Regions from separate parts of the Mus musculus genome. Here region 2 is linked to region 1. Evidence: chromatin loops called from intact Hi-C (ENCODE). Cell type or tissue: left cerebral cortex. All regions are shown on one strand. Each heading gives the region's core, and the rest is flanking DNA. Links, peaks and the distances in the headings are about the cores only. Region 1 overlaps Dync1li2 (dynein, cytoplasmic 1 light intermediate chain 2). Region 2 overlaps Nae1 (NEDD8 activating enzyme E1 subunit 1).

Region 1 (8,000 bases), core at 1-8,000:
ACTTCCATACAGGAGAAGCAGGCAAAGACCACATGACTGCCAGGTACCAGTCAGTTCTCTATTCCTAGGGACTTTGTCTTCAGGGCACTTCACTTACACATCCAGTGTGCATGTCCTATCTGTGCCTAACACAGCAGGACTGACGCACCTGCTCCTTCGTATGCACACCTGTTATCTTAGGGGGCTGGAGCAATGGCTCAGAGGGCCAGAGACTTGCCAGAGGACTCAGCTTCAGTTCCTAGCACCCATGTGGAAACTCACAACCATCTGGAACCCCAGTCTCAGGGATTCCAATATGCTCTTCTGGCCTCCATGAGCACTAGGTCTGGATGCAGTACACGTTTATATGAGCAAGTACAACACTCATAAAACAAATCTTTACATACAGAGAAGGGGCTTTTAGGTAGAGTAGCCACTGGCTGTAGTTAAGCCAGGTGAAAACAAGGCCTGCAGACCAGAACCTGTATGTGAGGACTTCAGGGTTAATGATGGGTTTTGTCATTTGTATTATAAAGGGCCTTACTAGATACCGGGAACTCACCGTGTAGACTGGCCTACAACTTGCAGCAGTTACCTTCCCCCTCCCCTCCCTCTGCCTCCCAAGTGTTAGGATGACAGCTGTGCCTGCCATACCCAGATCTTCATATGACAGGAAAAGCCCCTCCAGGCTTAGGAGCCAACAGGCTCTATTTTTCTAATGAACCTAATAGGACTGAAAAAAGGTCTAAGGCCTTTTATTATGCTTTCACTAAAACCATGCCACACAAACATAAGTAAAAGTACTGGGAGGGCTGGAAACATGAGTTAGTGGTTAAGAGCACTGACTGCGTTTCCAGAGGACCCAGTTTGAGTCCCAGCACCCACACAATGAATAACCCCAGTGCCAAAGGATCTAATGCCCTCTTCTGGTATCCATGGGCACTACACACATATGGTGCATACACGCAAGCAGGACAGCCCCACAACCCCCGCTCCCCTCTCCTCACAAACAGGTAGATAGACAGACAGACACAGACAGACAGATCACTATGGAAAGCCAAGAAAAAGATGTACACTCTCCTCTACACCCACAGAAGGGGTTTCAAACAGTTTTTTAAAACCTGAGAGATTTTTAGCTCATCATTGTCTGTGCTTCTGAAATGGCCGAGAAGCTCATGGGCTTTCGAGTAACACCAGGCAAACTAAAAAGTAACAAGTGTTGTGGTTTGGACATGAAGAGTCCCCAAAAGATTCATGTGTTGAAGGTTCCCGGCTGGTGGTACTTTTGAGAGGTGACTGAATTAAGAAGGCATTAATTCTATCGCTGGATTAATTCAGACATGAATTTCCAGCTGAATGAGCTACTGGGGTGGTGGTGGTGTGGAACCTTATATGAAAGAAGCAGGTTATTAATTAAGGCTGTGCCTGTAAAGGCTCTACTATGGCTTGCTCTCATTTTCCTCTCCCCCTTCCTCCCTCTTTTTTTGTTTTTGTTTTTTGTTTTTTTTCTGAGACAGGGTTTCTCTGTGTAGCCCTGGCTGTCCTGGAACTCCCTCTGTAAACCAGGCTGGCCTCGAACTCAGAAATCCGCCTGCTTCTGCCTCCCAAGTGCTGGGATTGAAGGCGTGTGCCACCACTGCCTAGCTCCCTTCTTCCCTCTTGACCCACGTAGGTATGTGTGTGCATGCGTGCACGCATATTCTTATGCTGATCTCAAACTCATTATATAAGGAAGATGACCTTGAACTTCTGGTCTTCCTGCCTCTACCTCCCTAGTACTGGGATTACAAGCAGAGCTGCTGTGCCTGGTTTATGTAGTACTGAACCCAGGGCTTCATGCATGCCCTCTATTAACTGAGCTACACCCTCAGGCCCTCTTCTCTTTCTGTTCCCCTTCTACTAACAGGTGAGCAACTTTTTTTCCCACCAAAGTAAGAGAGCAAGCCACCAGTGCATGCAAACTCTGAAATCATAGCTAGACAAAGCTCAGTCTGTGTGTGTGTGGGGGGGGGGGCGCGCGTGCGCGCCATCAAGTACACATGTACATAAGTTCTTGAGTGTGACATCTTACTTAATTGCTCTTCACCTTCTTTTTTGACACAGGGTCTCTTGCTGAACCTGGAATTCACCAATTTAGCATGACTGGCTTCGGGAACCTTCCCATCTCCTCCCCAGTGCTAGGATTGTTGCTGCTCCCACACCTAGCTGTTACACGGGTGAGGACTAAACTCTGGTCCTCATGCTCCACAGGCAATAGTTTATAGACTGAGCCACAGACTGAGCCATCTCAACATCCCTTCCTTTGTTTCCTTTGTTTCTCACAAAGGCAGAGACTAATGGGTCAAACTTCATTGTCAACAAAAAGAAATCAACCAAGGTCATCTCCATACTATGTTGAACATAGCCAGAAAATGTGATGTTGTTGTAGGAGCTTAAAGGAATTTCTCTTTTAACAGTCAAGTCAATAAAAAAATGCAGTGGTTAACTGTCGGGGTGACATCTGATTGCCCAAGAGCAGAGAAGGCATTTGTCAAGGGCTTCCCCAACAGGGAGCAGGGCAGAGCCAGGGTCAAGATAGAGGTGAGCTAAGCTACAGTGGGAAGGGAGGGGGTAGAGCAGCCGGATCACCTATTCCAGGAGCCCGCCAGTTCAGTCTTCTGTATAGGTCACATGGTGAGAGTAGCCTACAAGTCCTGAAGGAAACTAGTTACTCTAAATCAGTGCTTCTCAACCTTCCTAATGCTACAACACTTCAAAAAAAAAAAAAAAAAAAAAAAAAACAGTTCTTCACATTGTGGTGACACCCAACTATACAATTATTTTCTTTGCTACTTCATAATTGTAATTTTGCTGTTATGAATCTCAATGTAAATATTTGATATGCAACCCCGTGAAAGGGAGGTTCAACCCCTAAAGGGGTCAAGGGCCACAGGTTGATCTCTCTAAGGCCAGCCCACTCTAGTGAATCCCAGGTGAACCAGAGCCACACAGACATTAAAAATAAGCAAATAAACCGCTTAGGAGACGCGCCTCTAGGTGTGCCTGTAAAGGTGTTTCCAGAATGGTTTATGATTTACTTACACCATCCCAGAGTCTCTGCATCTAGACTAAATTTTTAAAAAGGAGAAGACTAGCTTAGCACTGGAATTCACTTCTGCTTACTGACTCCAGATGTACTGTGACCAGCAACTGCCTGAGGCTCCTGCCACTGTGCTTTCCACGCTAGGACGGGCTGTATTCCTCAAACAAAACAGCCCAAACCCAACCCAGCCCCACCCAACCCAACCCAACCCAGCCCAGCCCCACCCAACCCAACCCAACCTAACCAAACCCAACCCAACCCAGCCCAGCCCTTCCTTATACTGTCTTCATCCAGTTTTTGCAGCATCAAGCACCACCTTCTGGCAGCTCAAGGTTGCTGTCCCTCTGCCAGCTCTGGGTCACAGTGGCTGGTCACAAAGCTGCCCCACAGCAGGCAGCTTGAGAGGAACCCGCCTGTAAAGAGGGGCTCACTTGTCGAGAATGATACTAAAGGCAGCTGGAGAGGTGCTCAGGAGCTAAGAGCATGCCCTGCTCCTGCAAGGAACCGAGTTCGCTTCCAGCACTGCCCAACACCCGCCTCCAGCTCCAGGAGGCCCCAGCACTCTGTCAGCTCCATTCACATGCACACACACTGTGCCCCCCATAATCGAAACTAAAATAAATCTTAATAAGAAAACACCAGAGAGTCTAATTAATCTGAAAGGCAGCCGTCCTGTGAGCAAGAACATGAAGAACTACTTCTCTAAAGTAAGCTAAAACCAGCGTGAATACAAGCACGCCTTCACCAAGCACAAAGGCACGGCTACCATTCCAAATATCACAGACCAGGGACTGTGAACGCCGAGATGCTCAGTCACAGACATGGCTCAGCAGTTGCTAGATGCCCTGCCCTCTAGTGTTCTCTCTCCTCTCCCCGCTAACCCAACACGGCATGAAGACGCTTTCTAGACTAGCAAGGGGGAAAGGTGGGTTGGTCAGCGAGTCAAAGTGGTCACGTGAAACCCCGAGTTTGACCCGTGGTACCTGCAGTGGGAGGAGAGAACCTTTTCAAAGTCATGCTGCACAGGTATGTGCAAGCGCACACATGCTACGAAAAGCCAAAAAGATTCCACTCTCAACCTCTTTAAAAAGAGAGCAGGCAGGCAGGCAGGCGCACCTCAGCACTGCCTCCCGGTCTCCATGTTGCTGCTTGGAACACCGACATATTGTTTAAAGTTTAATTGTCAAAGGGAAGAGAACCACACCCTCAAAGTGACAGAAGCCGTGAGTCCAGAGGAGGCAGGGCTCCCGAGCTGTCTTCCCAGGCTTGCGCCCCACTTGCAAACTGCCCGCCTCTAGGTTTCCTCTCCTTGACAAATAAACCCCCCAGAACTTTTTAAGCCATTTTCCCCTCCATTTTTCTGTCTTACGTCGCTAAACCTAATCCTCAGTGACATAGACGCCAATGACTAAGACCATTAAATTAATTCAGTGTCTCCTCCACAAGCTCCCCAAGAATAGGTGTCCTTCCTGCCTGCTGCCTCCCCAGAGCACCCAGAACAAACACCCAGCACCTAACACTTGCCTTATTTGAGAAAGAGTGGTGCCCTCGGCTGATGTGGCTTTTTCTATTTTAATCAACCTTTGTAAGGTTGTCAAACCCAAACTGAAGTCTGCGGTACATCAGCTCACCAGTCTGGGTAAGACGCTGTGTGCAGTGCTCGAGAATAGCGCCTCAGCCTCACAACTATTTTGCTGAGCTGTCTTTAGCATCGCTGTTTTGCAAGAAAAAGAGGCATCATCTAGAAAAGTCAGTGGCTAAAGAGAGGCGAGATGAATGGCCTGGCAATCATGATCCCCAAGGGCAGATGAGGCGGGAGGCACACACGCAGCCAGGGGAGGAGGAAGGTGTGAGGCTCCGGCTGCGCTGATGACGGGCAGGGGGCAAGATGAAGTGTGCGACAGGAGACACGCAGTAGGAAAGCCAGTTTGAGAAGCGCCATCAAACTTCCCTGACAGTGAGTGTGCAGATACTGTGTGCCATGCTCCAGAGCCCTCATCAATTCACCAAAGGGGGTGATGTCATCCCGTGGCACCGAGCCAGGGCAGCCAAGCTCACACTGGCCAAGGCGCTGCGGCTGCCGGTTCCGCTCCCTGTGCCCCTCCCATCTCCCTGGCACAGGGACAGAAGCTGATGTAACTGCACAGAAGCCAAGGAAGGAAAAACAAGCCTCTGAACCGCACTTGAAAATGCAGCACACTTCCTTTACTTTGTGCCTTCTTTGTTCTCAGAAGGGTTTTAAACCTAAAATAACTTTTATTTTAAAATGTCTTTCAACAGCCCCTCTCACCGAAAACAATCTTGCTATTCCTGAATGCAATCATATTTGCTAGATTCCAAAAGAAACCAGTCAGAAATGCAAGATTCTCTTCCTTGGGGCTTTATTATTATTTTTTTTTTTTATTAAACCCATCAACAAGAGGAGACATGGGATCTCCATGGGATTCCAGAAACATGGGCTTGGGGTTTGAGGAAAAATGTCCTCAAAGATCCTGTCCCTAGCTGATGGCATTACTGAAGGGAAATCCACTAAGCTCTCAGTAAATTGCTACTCATGTGCTCCCGGCTCAGTGGTTATTAGAAGGTGGACTCACCCAAGGGCAAGAAGACTACAGGAAGGCCGTTGAAGGCCATCCTTTCCCCTTCTCTCTACTCCTCTTTGCCTCCCTCCTACAATGACGGATGGCCTTATCACAGGTCTAGAAATTGCCAAGTGACCATGGACTGAGACCTCTGAAACCGTAAGCCAAAACAAAGCAAACCTTCCTACTGATACTCAAACTCCACCTGCCTCTGCCTCCAGTGTACTGGGATTAAAGGCACACACCAGTACATCAGGCCAAAGTGTTCTTTTTTATTTATTTATTTACTTACTTACTTATTTGTGTGTGTGTGTGTGTGTGTACTTGAGTGTCTGACTGTATGTGCATTGTATGCATGCTAGTGACTAGATTCCCTGGAAATGGGAGCCATAGGCAGCTGACTGGTAAGAGTACTGGGAACTGAACCTGGGTTCTCTACGAGAGCAGCAAGCATTCCTAATTCCTTCAAGCTATTCTTGATAACTGAATTTCAATAACTGAAACAATTTTTCAAAACATAAGCAAATACTATCCCAAGTAAACCCCCTTGCCTGAAAAGGAAGAAGGTGGCCCCAATAATCCAAGAGGACTAGTGAGTTTTACTCACATTTCCGTTCCAGATCCCGCATCTCCTCCGGTGGAATCTTCATCTTGTCAATGTGCTCCCGTAAAACACTAGCCCACTTCTGCAGAGACTCCATTATCGTCCAAGGTCGAGACATGTCGGCAACAAAAATGACCAGGGTCTCCCGCAGAGACTCAGCTGAAACTGCAAATTTCAGCAGGCCTTTATGGTAGAGGTCTCCATCTAAAATCCACACATTGCAGCGTGTGTGATCTGGGGAGAGAGGAACAAAGCCACATTATCACCCAACAGTGACTATCTGCACAGTGATGAGAACTGCAGCATCAGGAAGGGAATAAATTCACACAGAAAGCGCAGCCCAGCAGGGCCAAACACCCAGTGGGCGTCAAATCCAGTCTAGTACAGAAGGAACTGCCTAGGCTTTTAAAAGTTTAGATAACCACATACAGGACGACTCTAACTAAGGCTTCAACAGACTCTAAGGAGCAGGGTGAGAATAATTAGCTGCTGATAACAACCAAAGGACACAAACGTTTATTGATGAGCTGTCCCCTCGGTCTAAAGGACCCACTGTCCTAAGATACCAGTTATCTGTGAGCTGGTGAGCGCGCTGAGGAACAAACCCCTTGTGTGTGCGTCACACTAAGCGACTAAAGCCGTTCTGTCAAGATAATCAGTTAGACATTCCAAGCATCTTCACCTTTTAGAGATACTTACAGAAGCACTTACGAATAAAATGGTACTAATGTCTGACACTGGCTTGAGAATAATCCAAGTGGACTAAAGGGAGATCTTAAGATACAGCTGAAACAAAGAACTGGGAACTGTAACAATGCAACTACGGAAGATAATTCTCTAAGTTAATAGGATATTTTTGAAACATTTCAAACATATTCCTTAATTATTTTTTCTATAAAAGTTCCTTGATAGAGGGAATTCCTAACATCAAAACATCATTCCATTAACTTCCTTTTCCAACATATACTTTTAAAATCTACCTTTCTTTAGCTGCCTTGATGTATAACCAGTTATTAATATCTATTAAATGCATTTTGATGAGTTTGAGCATAAAGGTATCTACATCTAGCTGTACTTCCAATCTCTACATTATTTTTTTTAATTTATTTTTATTATTTTGAATTATGTGTGTGCCTGCCCACATGTGGCTATGTGCACAGGAGTACAAGTGCTCTCAGGGACCACAGGCCTTGGCTTCCCTAAAGCTAGAGTTGTGAACTACTGTGAGCCACCATACATGGTGCTGGGATGAGTCCTCTGAAGAGCAGCAAGTGACCCATCTCTCTAGCTCCTACTTCAAGTTTTTTATGCCATTTATCTAGAGCTGTCCGTGTGTGTTCCTTAGCGTACAGGTGGAGGTTCCACAGTGAAGTTGGCTGACAACCTGTGGAGTCAATTTTTTCCTTCCATCACGTGGGTCTCAGGGATCAAACTCAGGCAGGCTCTCTCGGCAGCAAGTGACTTTACCTGCTGAGCTACCTCACTGGTCCCAAACTAGTTATATTTTAGTGTTTTCCAGTCTGGGTCTGTGAATGGACTCCAAACATACTTTGTACTCAAGATCTGAGGTTTAGATGCCTTACCCACCAGCAAGCACAGTTTCTTGAGCTTTTCTGGCCAATGTCAACTATACATGACTCCCCCCATGTGTGAGGATCACACATCCCATGCAGCAGTAGACAAGAGTATCTAACTGAGAGGCAGTGGTCCTTTGACATCTAATATCCTACCACAACCCAGCTACAACCAGGGA
Region 2 (9,471 bases), core at 908-8,907, 83 kb after region 1:
ACTCCAGAGTCGCTCGCTCTGATGGCACGGGAGCTGGCGGGCAAGGAGAGCAGTGTGGAGGGCAAAGCACTAATTACACTAATTACAACAAATAGTAACTGTATGATAACAAATAAGTCATTTCATCTACAAAACTCACCTCCCAGGAACGCAGCAATGGTGTGTGGCTCAGCAGCTCCGTACCGGCAACTACAGAAAGGATGGGGGTTTACAGTTTTATTAGTCTCATCACAGTCTCTCCCAGTGAGTATTATCTTTATATGCTCTAAAGAATACTCACAATTCATGGACATAATCGTCTTTCACCATTACAGACAGCCCATATTCCTGAAGGAAGCCAGTAAGACAGGACTTCAACTTCCCTATATCTTCTTCAACTTGATAGTTAGATACTCCTAAAAAAAAGTGTGTGTGTGTGTATATATATATATATATATATATATAATATATACATTTCCATTAAAATAAATATGTGGGCTGGGCACAATAGTGCACACCTTTAACTCAGGAGGCAAAGGCAGGCAGATCTCTGTGTTTGTGAATGCTCTGTATTACGTAGTGAGTGCTAAGACTGCCAGGGCTGCATAGGCGCCAGGTCTCAGGGGAAAAAGTAATTCAAACTGATCGTTATCTCTTACTTAATCCAGTTTAAAACAGTAAGGTATAAAACTACAGAACAAACATAAACCAACATTTGAAAATATCAGAATCTGCTAAACTAAAATCTATCACAAATTGAAGTTCAGTAAGTCTTACTCAGGTCTAGGGATTTTAACTTAGTGACAGCATATTATCCCAACATTCTGGTGGGTTTCTGGTCTTTTAAGTCTTAGCTAATTATGTTGTAGAAGATTAACACAAAAAATACTCAATAATTATTTGATCAAAAAATTAAAGAGAAAATACCTTACTTATATCCTTTAAGTTAAATTTCTATTTTTTTGGAAACAAAGTCTTATTATTAATCCCTGCTAGTCTCAAACTTGTATGTAGTCAGGGGTGACCCTGAACTTCTAATTCTCCTGACTCTACCTCCTGGGTGAGATAACAGGCGTATGCTTTTTTCAGTGCTGAAGATCTCTAAACCTAGGGCTTTGTTCACTCAACAACAAACTAAGCTACTTATTTCCATTTCCAGCCCTTTATTTCCATTTTGAGTGATTAAATGGCACTGAGGACATAAAGCAATCGTAATATACAACATTTACTAAACATTAATAGATGCTGGATACTATTTTATGTACTTTGTGCCTTTGCACTGATTTAATTCTCAAAAGAACTTTATGAAGGAGCCACAACTATACAGATAGAAAAGCTGGGACACAGACAAATTACTTAGTTCATGAACAGCAAAACTAGAATACAAGACAAGCATTTTGTTGTTGTTTTCTCATGCAGGAAATCTAATCCAGGGCCTTAGGAGTGCTAGGGCCACTAAGCCAGTCCTACGTCATTTCTTTCTCTCTTCTTTGTTGTTTGGGACAAAGTCTCATTCTGCAGCCCAGCTGACCTCAGATTCACAGCAATCTTTCTACCTCAGCCTCCTGAATGTCCGTCCGCCCCATAGCTGTGAGCCACCATACCCAGGTGTCAAGCATCTCAGTAAGGAGAGTGAAGATGTCTCTTCGATATTTAACTCAGTCAAACCTTCAGAATCTCAAGCCTAGGCACCATACGACTAAGAACCTCCCTCTTAAAAAAGGAACTGCTTCAGCTCCAACAAGAAACCAGCAGAGAGGATTAAAGGCCAACAGATGGGTCAGTGGGTAAACTGTGCTGTACAAGCCTGAGGAGCCCACTTCAATCCCCGAGAACCCGCATTCAAACCTGAGCATAATGGTATACATCTATCTTATCAGGGGAAACCCAAAGACAGGAGGACCCTGCTTGGCCAGCCAGGCTAGCCAAATCTGTGAGCCCTCAGTTCATTGAAAAACCTTTCCTCAAAAGATAATGTGAACAGCAACTGAAGAAGACATTTAATATTAACCTCTGGTCCCCACACATACATGCACACATGTATACACTCATGCACACACACTTTAACCTGTTTTAAACCACTAAGTTTTTGAGACCTACACACACACACACACACACACAATGAATTTTAAAAAGACAAATATAAAAATAAGACACAAGAGATAGGACTGGAGAGTCAGTTCAGCAATTAAGAGCACTGACTGCTCTTCCAAAGGTCCTGAGTTCAATTCCCAGCAACCACGTGGTGGCTCACAACCATCTGTAATGGGATCTGATGTCCTCTTCTGGTGTGTCTGAAGACAGCTACAGTGTACTCACATACATAAAATAAATAAATCTTCAAAATTGAAAAAAGAAAAAACATACAAGGACATGTTAGTGATACACATTCAACCAACATTCTTCTCTAACAGTTTAGAATCAAATGGTTTAAAAGTAGTGAGCCTTAAAAAACAATAGAGCACTGGGCTGGAGAGATGGCTCAGAGGTTAAGAGCACTGGCTACTCTTCCAGAGGTCCTGAGTTTAATTCCTAGCAACCACATGGTGGCTCACGACCATGTAATAGGATCAGAGTCCCTCCTCTGGCATGTGTGTGTGTGTGTGTGTGTGTGTATGTATGTATGTATGTATGTATGTATGTATGTATGTATATAAAAATATGTATATAAAATACACAAACAATCTTTTTTAAAAAAAAATCAAATAATAGTTCCTCTAATATCCACAGAATACTAAAATTCAGGTCAAGTGGGTTTTCCTGTGTGGTTGGTTGGTCTTTTTTGAGACATATTCTCTCTACATAGCCCTGGCTGTCCTGGAACTCACTCTGTAGACTTGGCCCAGCTCTGCCTCTAGTGCTGGGATTAAAAGCAAGTGCCACTACACCTGGCATCAAGTCAAGCATTTATTTAAGACTTTAATGAGTGAATCTGATGGCTCATGCCTGTAAATTCAATACTTTGGAGACTGATTGAGGAAGATCACAAATTCAAGGCCAGCCCAAGCTAATAAGTAAGATCCTGTCTTAAAACAACAAAAAAGCCAAAAGATCTTCTTTGTATCTGGTAAATCAACTGCTGTTCTTACCTGGGTATCTGCCATGCTGTTTATGAAATCGATCAACAGCCCGCAACATCAGGTACAGGACTATCTCATTATCCGGATTGTCCATGCTAGAAACTGAAAGGAAAAAAAAAAAATCAGTAAAACTAGATAACATACACAAGCAACAAAAGGCTGAATTCATACTCAAGTTTCAGGATACAAAATAATATTAGCAAAAAATATTAAATATTTTATTAAAATAAAGTATAAAATTATAAATAAGAAATAAATACATTAAGGTGTAACACAAGGGGTCTTATAGACTCCTAGCTGGAGTCTCTACCAAGGTAGAAACATGATAATGTTAGTTCTATATAGCACACAATGCAGTCAGTAATCTAAACACATTTTTATGTATTTATTTCTGAATAATATATGTAAATTAAAATCATTCAGGTAATCTATGAAATATTCACATTATTTTTATAGCACCATTTATTCAGCACTATTATACACATTTTATTAGTATCTTTTAACTTAGCATCTGGTTGTTATACTTACTAATTTCATCTTTGTTGACTGTATCCAAGCCATACTCTTCAGCTAAAGATCGACATCTTACCACTCGAAGAAATGCAGAATTGCTGCCTGGAAACAGTAAAGACTTCAGGAAGGTTGTGACAACTGAATACACCAAATTATGGGTCACTTTATGAACAAGAAATTAGGGCTACAAGATGGATCAGCAGCTAGGAGAGCTTGCTGTTAATGGAGAGGAACTGAGTTCAGTTCCCAGTACCCACCTGCCCACAGCAGGCCTCATGACTACTTATAACTCTAGCTCCAAGGGGATCTGACATCTTTGACCTCTGCAGGTGCACATATCCACACACAGATAGGCACATACACATAGCTGGGTGTGGTGGCGCACGCCTTTAATCCCAGCACTTGGGAGGCAGAGGCAGGCAGATTTCTGAGTTCGAGGCCAGCCTGGTCTACAGAGTGAGTTCCAGGACAGTCAGGGCTATACAGAGAAACCCTGTCTTGAAAAACCCAAAACAAACAAACAATTTAAAAACAATAAACATTTTGAAGCATTTATTCATTAAAAATTTTATTGAGTGACCACAGTACTGTGGGGGTTTTGTTAGACACCGAATATTAATGGTATGAAGAAATTGCTGCCTTGGTTATAGTCTCAGTTTGGTGTGTGAGGAAGGCTTAAAACAAATGTGTGTGTCCATGTACCTGTTCTTTGGGGTTCCTCCGATTAACTGATAGGCCATCTTTCTAACCCGGCAACTAACTTTATGAAACTTTTACTTCTGTGTGTGATATATGCATGGATATGCTTAGCCACCCGTGAATATGTGGTGAATATGTGGTGACCAGAGATTGATTCTGAGTGTCTTCTATGAATCGCCACTGTATTCTTTTTCTTTTTGTTTTTATTTGTTTTCCACCTATCTTTTTGAGACAGGATCTGTTTGCATGGCAAGCACTTAACCCGCTGAGCTATCTTCAACCTGCAACTGACTCCAAGAACACGCTTTTACCGCCTCAGAAATTAGGGAGAAAACCCCAGAAGCCCAGCCATGAACTATCATGACAAATTCTTAATTCCATTAGTCACTTAACACAGATCAAATGAGTACCAATGGCCCAGTCTTAAAATGTCCTTTAGAGTACAAAAAAACAAAATAAAATTTACCTAAGGATACACACACCCTACTTCAAGAATTTCAACCATTTAAAACTCCCAAGAACACCCTCTGTAGCATACTTTTATTAAGCAAAATAAGAAAATTAAAAGGACTTACAAAGCAATTTTAATTCTTTCTCTGAAATGGACTCTGGTGCCTATAAAGAAATAAATGCAGGTTTTTCTCTAGCACGCACACACACAGAGACAGCAATGGCACAGCACAAAGCCAAGAGCTGGGAAAACACTCCAAACACAACTGTTCTCCTGTAACAGGGGTGCTCATTAGAGACAAGTAGGCACTTCTGCCAAAGAAGCAAGCCAGGGCCCCGCCTTCCCTCTCTAACCCCTCCCTGGCTGAGCTCCTTGCTGCGGGGAGAAGTACTGTTCACCACTTACCTGGCCAACAGACTGAAGCAATTTGGCAACGTGATTGCCTACAGCAGCAGCATCTTTCTTTGCTTTCTCTCGGTAACTGGAAAAGATTGACAACAACAAAACCCTACAATTAATGACTCCTAAAATTAGCAAAGCTAAAGTCATCTTTAAGTGAACAAAAGTTTATTTTTAATTTAAAAATGTTTGGAAACATATGAAATGTGAAAATGGTAGAGAATTATCACCAGTAGCACCTCTCACCAGTTAGGTGTCATGGAAGAGCTGGCAGTAGAGTCCTCTTCTGGAGTCCTCTAAAGCCAAAGCTCCCATTATCCATCCCTACAGCATCCAACTTCAATGTACCCAGGTGACACCTGTCATCCCTACAGCATCCAACTTCAATGTACCCAGGTGACACCTGTCATCCCTACAGCATCCAACTTCAATGTACCCAGGTGACACCTGCCATCCCTACAGCATCCAACTTCAATGTACCCAGGTGACACCTGTCATCCCTACAGCATCCAACTTCAATGTACCCAGGTGACACTCGTGGGAGTCTTTCTTTTGAGTCATTTTCTTTTGGTCATTAATCTCTCGTAACTTAAGGAATCAATGACTGTAGATAAACACCTGTTATCCAGTATACCTCCTCTGACACACATGGACCCGTAAGGTCAGGTCTCCCTGGATGTTACCTTCTTTGTAACTAATGTACAGAGCTGATGAATGCAAGGAACCTGACCTGGTTTCCTCCAGGGCCAAAGGTTGCCATACAGAGAAGATCTTGGTCAGTGTTTAACAAATCTTGGTTTGTTGTCCTAATCTATGAGTTATAATACTGAAAATTTGGCAAAGGACAACTGAAGACAGAAACTAATGGTGACTTTAGGGACATTGCTCAGAGGTAGAACTCTTGCTTCACATATATATGAGGACCCAGGTTCAATCCCAATAGTACAACCTTCACCCTAAAAGGTGTGCCCTTACCTGGGAGAGACTCAGCATTAATACTAGTCATTTTTACAGTCAAATATAACTAGATATTAAACAAAGTTTTTCATGACTTATACTATTGGGTAGGTTTGAAGTGTGTGGTTTTCCTTGGACTTAACTTCAAGAAGGTGAGTTGTTCATGTAACATTTTTTTTAGGTCCTCTGTCAGAAACCAGGGTCTGAGTCCCTTTAGGAGGGCAGATTTAAGTAGCCTGTTACACATAGTTTAAAAACAGTGATAAGGCATGGTGGCACATTCCTTTAACCCCACTGAATTCAAGGCTAGCCTTGTCTACAAAGCTAATTTTAGGACAGCCAAGGCTACACACAAAAACCCTGTTTTGAAAAACAAACAAAATAACCACAACTAAAAGACACTTACACATTCTGCAGTTTTATGTATTTGTTTGAATCTGCAATCATATCAGGAATTGTGCCTCGGACAGGTAAATTTCCTTGACCCTCCTTGGCCACAAATTCCTTTAAGGCACGAGCTAGAATCCAAAAAGTTGGTGTCTAAAAAAATAAGAAAAAACTACTATAAAGGTGTGTATTCTGAGCTGGAGTTGAAGACAGCTTTATTTTCCCTTCTTGTTGTTACCTGTTTGGTGATATTTATGCATCGATCATCATTAAATATATCTTCAATACTGCTTGGGATCTAACAAAGGAACACAAGACATTACTTACATTAAGAATGCTGTCCACCTTTATTTTCAATGCTATTTCTTCAAATAAGTCCTTTATATTTTCAAAGTGCAGTAAAATATCAACTTCTGATGTATTTAGTTTTATTTACAATCAGATTCTGATGGAGATCTGATGGGAAAGAGAATGGAAGAAAATCCTCTCCTGGCCTGTTAGCATTTCAGACAAGTCTCCCATATCCACATGGAGTAAAGGAAAAGCCAAACATGTCATTCTATATACTTTGTATCTGAAGACAACAATGACTACTGACATTGCTACAAAGCCAGATTTAAAGCTGTTCATGGTTTCCCAGCTTATGAAAGTCCTGAAATTCATTCACCCTAATTCCAGGGCTGTTCAGAGATGACCACTCTAACAAAAAATAAGTAATTATGCAATTTGAAACTCACAAGGTCACCACACTAATAACTTTACAAACTATAGGCTTTGATTCTATGCAGACAAAATAGAGTTCTCAGTGACAACCTCGTGACTGGTGTCTTGGCTTCCAACCCCACACCTCTACTGTATTCATAAGAGTCAACAGTCTTTTGAATGGCCCACTGTAGTGGCACACATCTTTAATCTCAGCACTAGAAGGCAGAGGCAGGTGAATCTGTGTGAGCTCCAGGCCACCTGGTCTACTAATGAGTTCCAGGCCAGCTAGCACTATATACAGTGAGATCCTGTCTCAACATCAAACAGACCTTCCTACTTCCCTGCTCAAAACCCTTCTAGGTCTGCGAGATTCTGCTATGGTATGGCCCTTTCTAGCTCTCCAAACTCAAATCTTGCCTATCACTTTCTTTCCCCTTCAATCGTACTGACTTTCCTACTGATCCTTTAACTCTGTGCCCTGCGCCCGTGCCCTCTGCTTGAGCAGCTCATGCAACAGACCTCTGGGTGGCACTTCACTCAGGCCTTTTCCTCCTTCCCAGCTCCCTCTCTAACACTGCCCCCTAGGTACACCCTATCCAATACCCAGACCCCTTCTTGCCTCCTCACATTCTAACTTTGTTCATACATTAATATCCAATTGTTCAATTTACTGCCCCCAACTCCTAGAACCATTTTTCTGTTTTATTTTTCTTGTGCCCAGACTGGACTAGAACTCACTATGCAGCCAATGTGGTCTCAAGCCTCTTCCTCCATCTCCTTGGTTCTGGCATTACAAGTACATGCCGCCATGCCTGGCTTTATAATCATCCTTTAGTTTTAAAAACTGATCATTACATTTTATTTTCAGTAAAAATGCAGATCTAACATGTATCATTTGATAGCTATACATATACATTTTCAACATTCTTTCCAATTAAGATAAAAGATGTTCCTTAGCTAGAATGATTTACAAGGCATACACTCAGGAACCATTTCAGGGTCTTCAAAATGTCTACAGTGACTTGAGTGCTTTCCTAATGTGAAAGGCAGTACTCAAGCTATAAATTGTAAAAAAAAGAAAAAAAAAAACTATAAAAAATCTTCCAGGTGTCTTATTCCACAGTTCCTCAAAAATGAACGAACAAACTTAGAAGAAGAAGAAGAAGAAGAAGAAGAAGAAGAGGAGGAGGAGGAGGAGGAGGAGGAGGAGGAGGAGGAGCAGGAGGAGCAGGAGGAGAAGGAGGAGGAGGAGGAGCAGGAGGAGGAGGAGCAGGAGGAGCAGGAGGAGCAGGAGGAGGAGGAGGAGGAGGAGGAGCAGGAGGAGGAGCAGGAGGAGGAGGAGGAAGAGAAGGAGGAGGAGGAGGAAGAAAAAGAAGCAGCAGCAGCAGCAACAGCAGCAACAGTAGTAGTAGTAGTCTGACTTATTTTCCGATACTTTTTATGTATTCTAAGTTGGGCTTAACCTCACTCTGTAGCCCAGGCTGGCTTCAGGCCTCAGATTCAGAATCCACCTGCCTCAGCCTCCAAAGTGCCAGGATTACAGGTGTAAGTTACCATATCAGCTTATAATTTTTGCAATGTACAAGTCATTGAGAACATCTCCAATTATGTCTAAATAACTGCTGCAAAAAAATGCAAGATAACAAAATTTAACTTTTGAGTTTAGTACTTCTTTTGACTAGCAAACTATCATTTGTAAGTCTTACCTCCAAATTCTCAACTATTCATAAATCATATTTCTCTAAGTGAAAGAAATTACTTTATTTTATTGCTATTATATGCTGAAGCACAGACATAATTTTAATGAGGATAATATAGATTTTTTTTTTGTTTTGAGCCCCAGCTGTTTCTGCACTTGCTATGTGGCCAAGGATGGCTACTCATCACCTTGCTCCCCTCCCCCAGGGGTGGAGGTACAGGCATTCACCACCATGCAGGGCACAAAACTTTATTAAAGCCGGGCGTGGTGGCGCACGCCTTTAATCCCAGCACTCGGGAGGCAGAGGCAGGAGGATTTCTGAGTTCAAGGCCATCCTGGTCTACAAAGTGAGTTCCAGGACAGCCAGAGCTAGACAGAGAAACCCTGTCTCGAAAAACCAAAAACAAAAAAAAACAAAAAAAAACAAAACTTTATTAAAACTAAACTGCTGTTTTCCGCTGGGCATGGCACATACTTGTAACACTTGAGAGGTGGAGGCAGGAAAAGTGTCACAAGTTCAAAACCAGCCTGGTCTATACAGCAAATTTGAAAGTAGCCTGGGCTACATAAAAAGACCTTGTCTTAATAAAAAACAAAACAAA

The links. Hi-C counts contacts between places; a loop is a spot of excess contacts. Peaks named below come from ENCODE experiments on the same cell type or tissue, not always from the same donor. Only the 100,000 strongest peaks of a DNase experiment are listed, where the experiment ranks them.
Region 2: it touches region 1 in a loop (4-fold over the local background); 4 of 42 quality-filtered maps call a loop at or near these places.

Annotation. Positions count from the first base shown.
Region 1 is chr8:104,431,113-104,439,112 of GRCm38, forward strand. Dync1li2 (dynein, cytoplasmic 1 light intermediate chain 2) reads right to left here. Exons shown (of 13, transcript NM_001013380.2): 4 at 6,251-6,481. Among named protein-coding and RNA genes, the nearest start is that of Dync1li2, 7.9 kb to the right of the region's middle. In left cerebral cortex, for the core only: CTCF peaks have their summits at 3,378 (motif pointing left) and 3,902 (motif pointing left); DNase peaks (open chromatin) are centred at 3,947, 4,179, 4,787, 5,129 and 2 more places; H3K4me3 peaks cover 2,369 bases; H3K27ac peaks cover 4,149 bases.
Region 2 is chr8:104,513,061-104,522,531 of GRCm38, forward strand. It overlaps Nae1 (NEDD8 activating enzyme E1 subunit 1), which reads right to left. Exons shown (of 20, transcript NM_144931.3): 12 at 6,704-6,763; 13 at 6,485-6,618; 14 at 5,128-5,203; 15 at 4,847-4,886; 16 at 3,588-3,674; 17 at 3,069-3,161; 18 at 281-395; 19 at 140-189. Among named protein-coding and RNA genes, the nearest start is that of Terb1, 7.9 kb to the left of the region's middle. In left cerebral cortex, for the core only: no CTCF peak of the experiment used is centred there; no DNase peak of the experiment used is centred there.